2 separate regions of the Homo sapiens genome follow, and region 2 is linked to region 1. Evidence: chromatin loops called from intact Hi-C (ENCODE). Cell type or tissue: B cell. All regions are shown on one strand. Region 1 has its middle 33 kb from the start of WHRN. Region 2 has its middle 1.4 kb from the start of TMEM268.

Region 1 (2,500 bases):
TACAGTATACCAAAATTAACTCAAAGTGAACTATAGACCTAAATATAAAACCTAAAACTACATAATTTTTGGAAGAAAACATGGGAGAAAATTTTTGTTTCTTATTGTATTGGATTGAGTAGTGTACTCCCCAAAATCATGTTCTTCTCAGAACTTCAGAATGTGACTTTATTTGATATTGGGCCATTGCAGATGTAATTAGTTAAATTAAGATGAAATCATACTGGAGTAGAGTGGGTGCTTAATCCAATATGGCTGATGTCCATATAAGAAGAGACACAAGACACACAGGGAGAATGCCATGTGAATATAGAGGCAGAGATTGGAGTAACGGGTGTATAAGCCAAGAAATGCCAAGGATTGCAGATAACCACCAGGAGCTAGGGGAGAGTTATGGAGCAGTTTCTCCGTTAGAGCCTCCAGAACCATGAGAGAATTAATTTCTATTGTTTTAAGCCACCTGATTTATGGTTCTTTGTTACAGAGAACCCTAAGAAATTAATGCACTTATCTTAGGCAGGAAAAGATTTCTTAACTGTAATACCAAATGCACGATTCTTTTAAAAAATGATAAATTGGTGTTCACGAAAAGTTAGAATTTCTGCTTGTTGAAAGACATTCTTAAAGCATAAAAAGATATGCCACAGACTGGGAGAAAATATTTGCAAATCACATATCTGATAAAGGACCTACAGTCAGAATACATAAAGAACACTCAAAAAGAAAATTAAAACTCAAATGTTTAAAATGAATGAAGGATTTGAACAACTGCTTCACTAAAGAAGAAATACAGATGGCAAATGTGAACATGAAAATCTACTCAACCTCATCAGCTATTAAGCAAATGCAAATTAAAACTAAAATGAGACACCACTACACTCCTACTACAATGTCTAAGATTTAAAATCCTGATTGCTATGGTTTGAATGTGTCCTCTCCAAAACTCAGGTGTGAAAACCTAATGCCCAGTGTGGTAGTATTAGGAGGTGGCGCCACTGAGAAGTGATTAGGCCGTGAGCTCCTCCCTTGTAGATGGGATTATGACTCTTATCAAAGAGGCTTCCTGTAGTGTTCAGCTCACTTGCGCTTCTGCTTTCTGCCACGTGAGGACATAGCGTTCCACTCCTCCAGAGGGTGTAGCCCTCACCTGACAAGTGAACCTGCTGGCATCTTGATCTTGGACTCCTCAGCTTCCAGAACTGTGAGAAATTAAAGTTCTGTTCTTAATAAATTACCCAGTCTCAGGTATTGTGTTTCAGCAGCACAATATTAAAGAAGACGCTGACCATATTGCTATGGTCTGAACGTTGTGTGCCCCTGCAAAATTCCTACTTTGAAAACTGATTTACCAATGAGTGATATGAGGAGGTGAGGCCTTTGGGATGTGACTAGATCATGAGGGCTCTACCCTCACAAATAGGATCAATGTCCTTATAAAAAAGGCCCCAGATGCCGGGCGCAGTGGCTCACATCTGTAATCCTAACACTTTGGGAGGCCAAGGTGGGCAGATCACCTGAGGTCAGGAGTTCGAGACCAGCCTGGCCAACATGGTGAAACCCTGTCTCTACTAAAAATACAAAAATTAGCTGGGCGTGGTGACACATGCCTGTAATCCCAGCTACCTGGGAGGCTGAGGCAGGAGACTCGCTGGAACCCAGGAGGCAGAGGTTGCAGCGAGATGAGATTGCACCACTGCACTCCAGACTGGGCGACAGAATGAGACACCATCTCTAAATAAATAAGGATTGCTTGAGCCCAGGGGTTCAAGACCAGCCTGGGCAACATAATGAGTCCCGATGTCTACAACATTTTTTAAAGAAATTAGCTAGGCATGGTGGTGCATATCTATAGCTATTTGGAGGCTGAGGTAGGAAGATTGCTTGAGCCCAGGAGTTTGAGGCTGCAGTGAGCTAGGATTGTGCCACTACCCTTCAGCCTGGGTGACAGAGTGAGACCCTGAAAAAAAAAGTTTCAAAAACAGACAAACAAAACAGGTTCTCCAAGGTCATATATCTAATAAATAGCAGTCTGCCTCCACATGCTAAACACTCAAGCACTACTTTATTTATGCAAGGTACATATTATCATTCCCATTTTATAGATGAAAGAGTGAGAATCCAAGGGATGATGTGACCTCTCCAATGTCACTATTAAGTGACAGAGCTGAAATTTATAGCCATGTCTCTTTTACTCCAAATCCAGTGTTCTTTCTGTCACATGCACCAAGATTTTGCTGTTTATTTGAATGCTTTGGACACCATGCACACAGCCTCTGCTCTCCCAAGGGGGTCTGGCTACCTCCTCCTCACTCCACACCTCTTCCTCCAGAAATAAAGCCCATTCTGGACTCCCTATCCTCACCCATGCATTATTACTCAGCTGCTTACCTTCTATACCTGATGACATGGGAACAAATCAATTTGTAAATGCCTAGAAGAGAACAGGACTCTCAGTAATTGCCAATGCATCTTTGTGAAAGCAAGAGCTTGCTGGGCACTT
Region 2 (2,500 bases), 71 kb after region 1:
GCAGGATCCCTTTTAATATCCTATCATCAGTGAGTAAAGCTTCAATATCTCTTGAGGCTCTTGCTCCCACGCGTCTAAATTGTTTTTTGTTTTTGTTTTGTTTGGAAATCAGGCACACTAAATAGGGACCTGGTGTGTATTGTTCACTCTTGCTCAGTACAATGCCTGTCCCTTAGCAGGTACTGAATGTCCATTTGTGGATAAATAAATGAATGAACTTCATTTTTAGTAGCCCACTACCTGGATCCTTGTGAATGAGGGTGCCTGGGTGGTATCTACTTCTCAGGTTGCCAATTCCTGCTCCTGCCTCCAATCATGCTGTCTCTGAGGGCTGGCCGAGCATGCAGCCAGCTAAGTTCTGGGGTCTGAGAGTTTCCCAACAATTTGGAATATCTGTTAAAATAAAAAAATGCATGCATAGGCCAGGTGCGGTGGCTTACCCCTGTAATCCCAGTACTTTGGGAGGCCAAGGCGGGTGGATCACCTGAGGTCGGGAGTTCGAGACCAGCCTGGGCAACATGGTGAAACCCCTGTCTCTACTAAAAATGCAAAAATTAGCCAGGCGTGGTGGCACACCCCTGTAATCCCAGCTACTCGGGAGGCTGAGGTGGGAGAATCGCTTGAACCCGGGAGGTGGAGGCTGCAGTGAGCCAAGATCACACCACTGCACTCCAGCCTGGGTGACAGAGCGAGACCCCATCTCAAAAACAAACAAACAAACAAACAAACAAACAAACAAGCATGTACATTCTGACTCAGCACATCTACTTATAGAAATGGGCCAGGCATGGTGGCTTGCACGTGTAATCCCAGCACTTTGGGAGGCTGAAGTGGGAGGATCACTTGAGTGTAGGAGTTTGAGACTAGCTGGGGAAACATAGTAAGACCCTGCATCTACAAAACAAAAACAAAAACAAAAACAAAAACATTAGCCGGGAGTGGTGGCATGCACTTTTAGACCCATCTACCAGAGAGGCTGAGGTGGGAGGATCCCTTGAGCCTGAGAGGAGAGGCCGAGGCTGCAGTGAGCTGTGACTGCACCACTGCACTCCAGCCTGGGCAAGAGAGTGACCCTGTCTCAGAAAAAGAAAAAGAAAAAGAAAAAGAAAAAGAAAAAGAAAAAGAAGGAAGGAAGGAAAGAAAGAAAGAAAGAAAGAAGGAAAGAAAAAGAAACAAAGAGAGAAAGAAATGAAAGAAGGAAAGAAAAAGAAACAAAGAAAGAAAGAGAGAAAGAAAGAAAGAAAGAAAGAGAAAGAGAAAGAAAGAAATGCAGGCTGTGGCATGTTTGCGTGTATGCAACAATGCTGCTATGTGTATCAGGGCAAGGCCTGTCAGCAAGGCTGGAAATCACCTTCATGTCCACTAAGAAAGAAGGGTTAAGAAAACAAAGACCCTTTCTATTAGGTTGGTGCAAAAATAATCGCGGTTTTTGCAATTTTTTTTTTTTTTGAGATGGAGTTTTGCTCTTGTTGCCCAGGCTGGAGTGCAATGGCGCAATCTCGGCTCACCGCAACCTCCACCTCCCGGGTTCAAGCGATTCTCCTGCCTCAGTCTCCCGAGTAGCTGGGATTACAGGCATGCGCCACCAGGCCCGGCTAATTTTGTATTTTTAGTAGAGACGGGGTTTCCCCATGTTGATCAGGCTGGTCTCGAACTCCCGACCTCAGGTAATCCTCCCGCCTCGGCCTCCCAAAGTGCTGGGATTACAGGCGTGAGCCACCGCGCCCAGCCTGTAATGTTTTTAATGGCAAAAAAACGCAATAACTTTTGCGCAAACCTAATATTAATATAGGGACGTTTATGTGCCCCTTAAAAGGAAATGAGGCAGTGTGGCGCGTTCTGGCCGATGAGCGCCAAGGTACTTTGTCGAATGAAAAAGCAGAGTGCCCAACAGAATAGAAAAGGCCTTCCTTTGTGTAAACGCACACACGCACAGGTACATATGTGCTCTAAGGAAAAATACAAGGAAAGCACAAGGTTAGTGTTTTCCTCAGGGGAAAGGTTACTTACTTTTAACCGTAGACCCTTTGAAATTACGAAGGATGGCGATGGGAGTGAGCCCTTGTGAGTATAGCAATTGGGAACACGAGTGAGTATGTGTCTGGTAGCTGTGAACATTTCACACACACTATCTCATTAAATCTTCACACGACCTCATGAAGTAGCTATAATTATCTGCTTTTTACAGAAAACGAAGGCACAAAGAGGTTAAATAATTTACCAAAGACGATAATAAGAAGTGGAGAGACCCGAATCACAGCCTAGTCTGACCCCAAACCAATGCTCTTAACAATACAGCACATACACAATTTTCCATTAGAAACAAGTCCCCGGCCAGGTGCGGTGGCTCACGCCTGTAATCCCAACACTTTGGGAGGCCAAGCAAGAGGATCGCTTGAGGTCAGGAGTCCGATAGCAGCCTGGGCAACACAGCGAAACCCCCGACTCTAAAAACAACGACAAAACCAACCAAACAAAAACCAAACCCAAGTCCCCAATA

The links. Hi-C counts contacts between places; a loop is a spot of excess contacts. Peaks named below come from ENCODE experiments on the same cell type or tissue, not always from the same donor. Only the 100,000 strongest peaks of a DNase experiment are listed, where the experiment ranks them.
Region 2: it touches region 1 in a loop (3-fold over the local background); 4 of 110 quality-filtered maps call a loop at or near these places.

The regions. Positions count from the first base shown.
Region 1 is chr9:114,537,368-114,539,867 of GRCh38, forward strand. No RefSeq gene overlaps it. Among named protein-coding and RNA genes, the nearest start is that of WHRN, 33 kb to the left of the region's middle. In B cell, CTCF peaks have their summits at 1,078 and 1,281; a DNase peak (open chromatin) is centred at 1,074; H3K27ac peaks cover 419 bases.
Region 2 is chr9:114,608,608-114,611,107 of GRCh38, forward strand. It overlaps a transcript of TMEM268 not described here. Among named protein-coding and RNA genes, the nearest start is that of TMEM268, 1.4 kb to the right of the region's middle. In B cell, CTCF peaks have their summits at 1,191 and 1,401; no DNase peak of the experiment used is centred here; H3K4me3 peaks cover 692 bases; H3K27ac peaks cover 780 bases.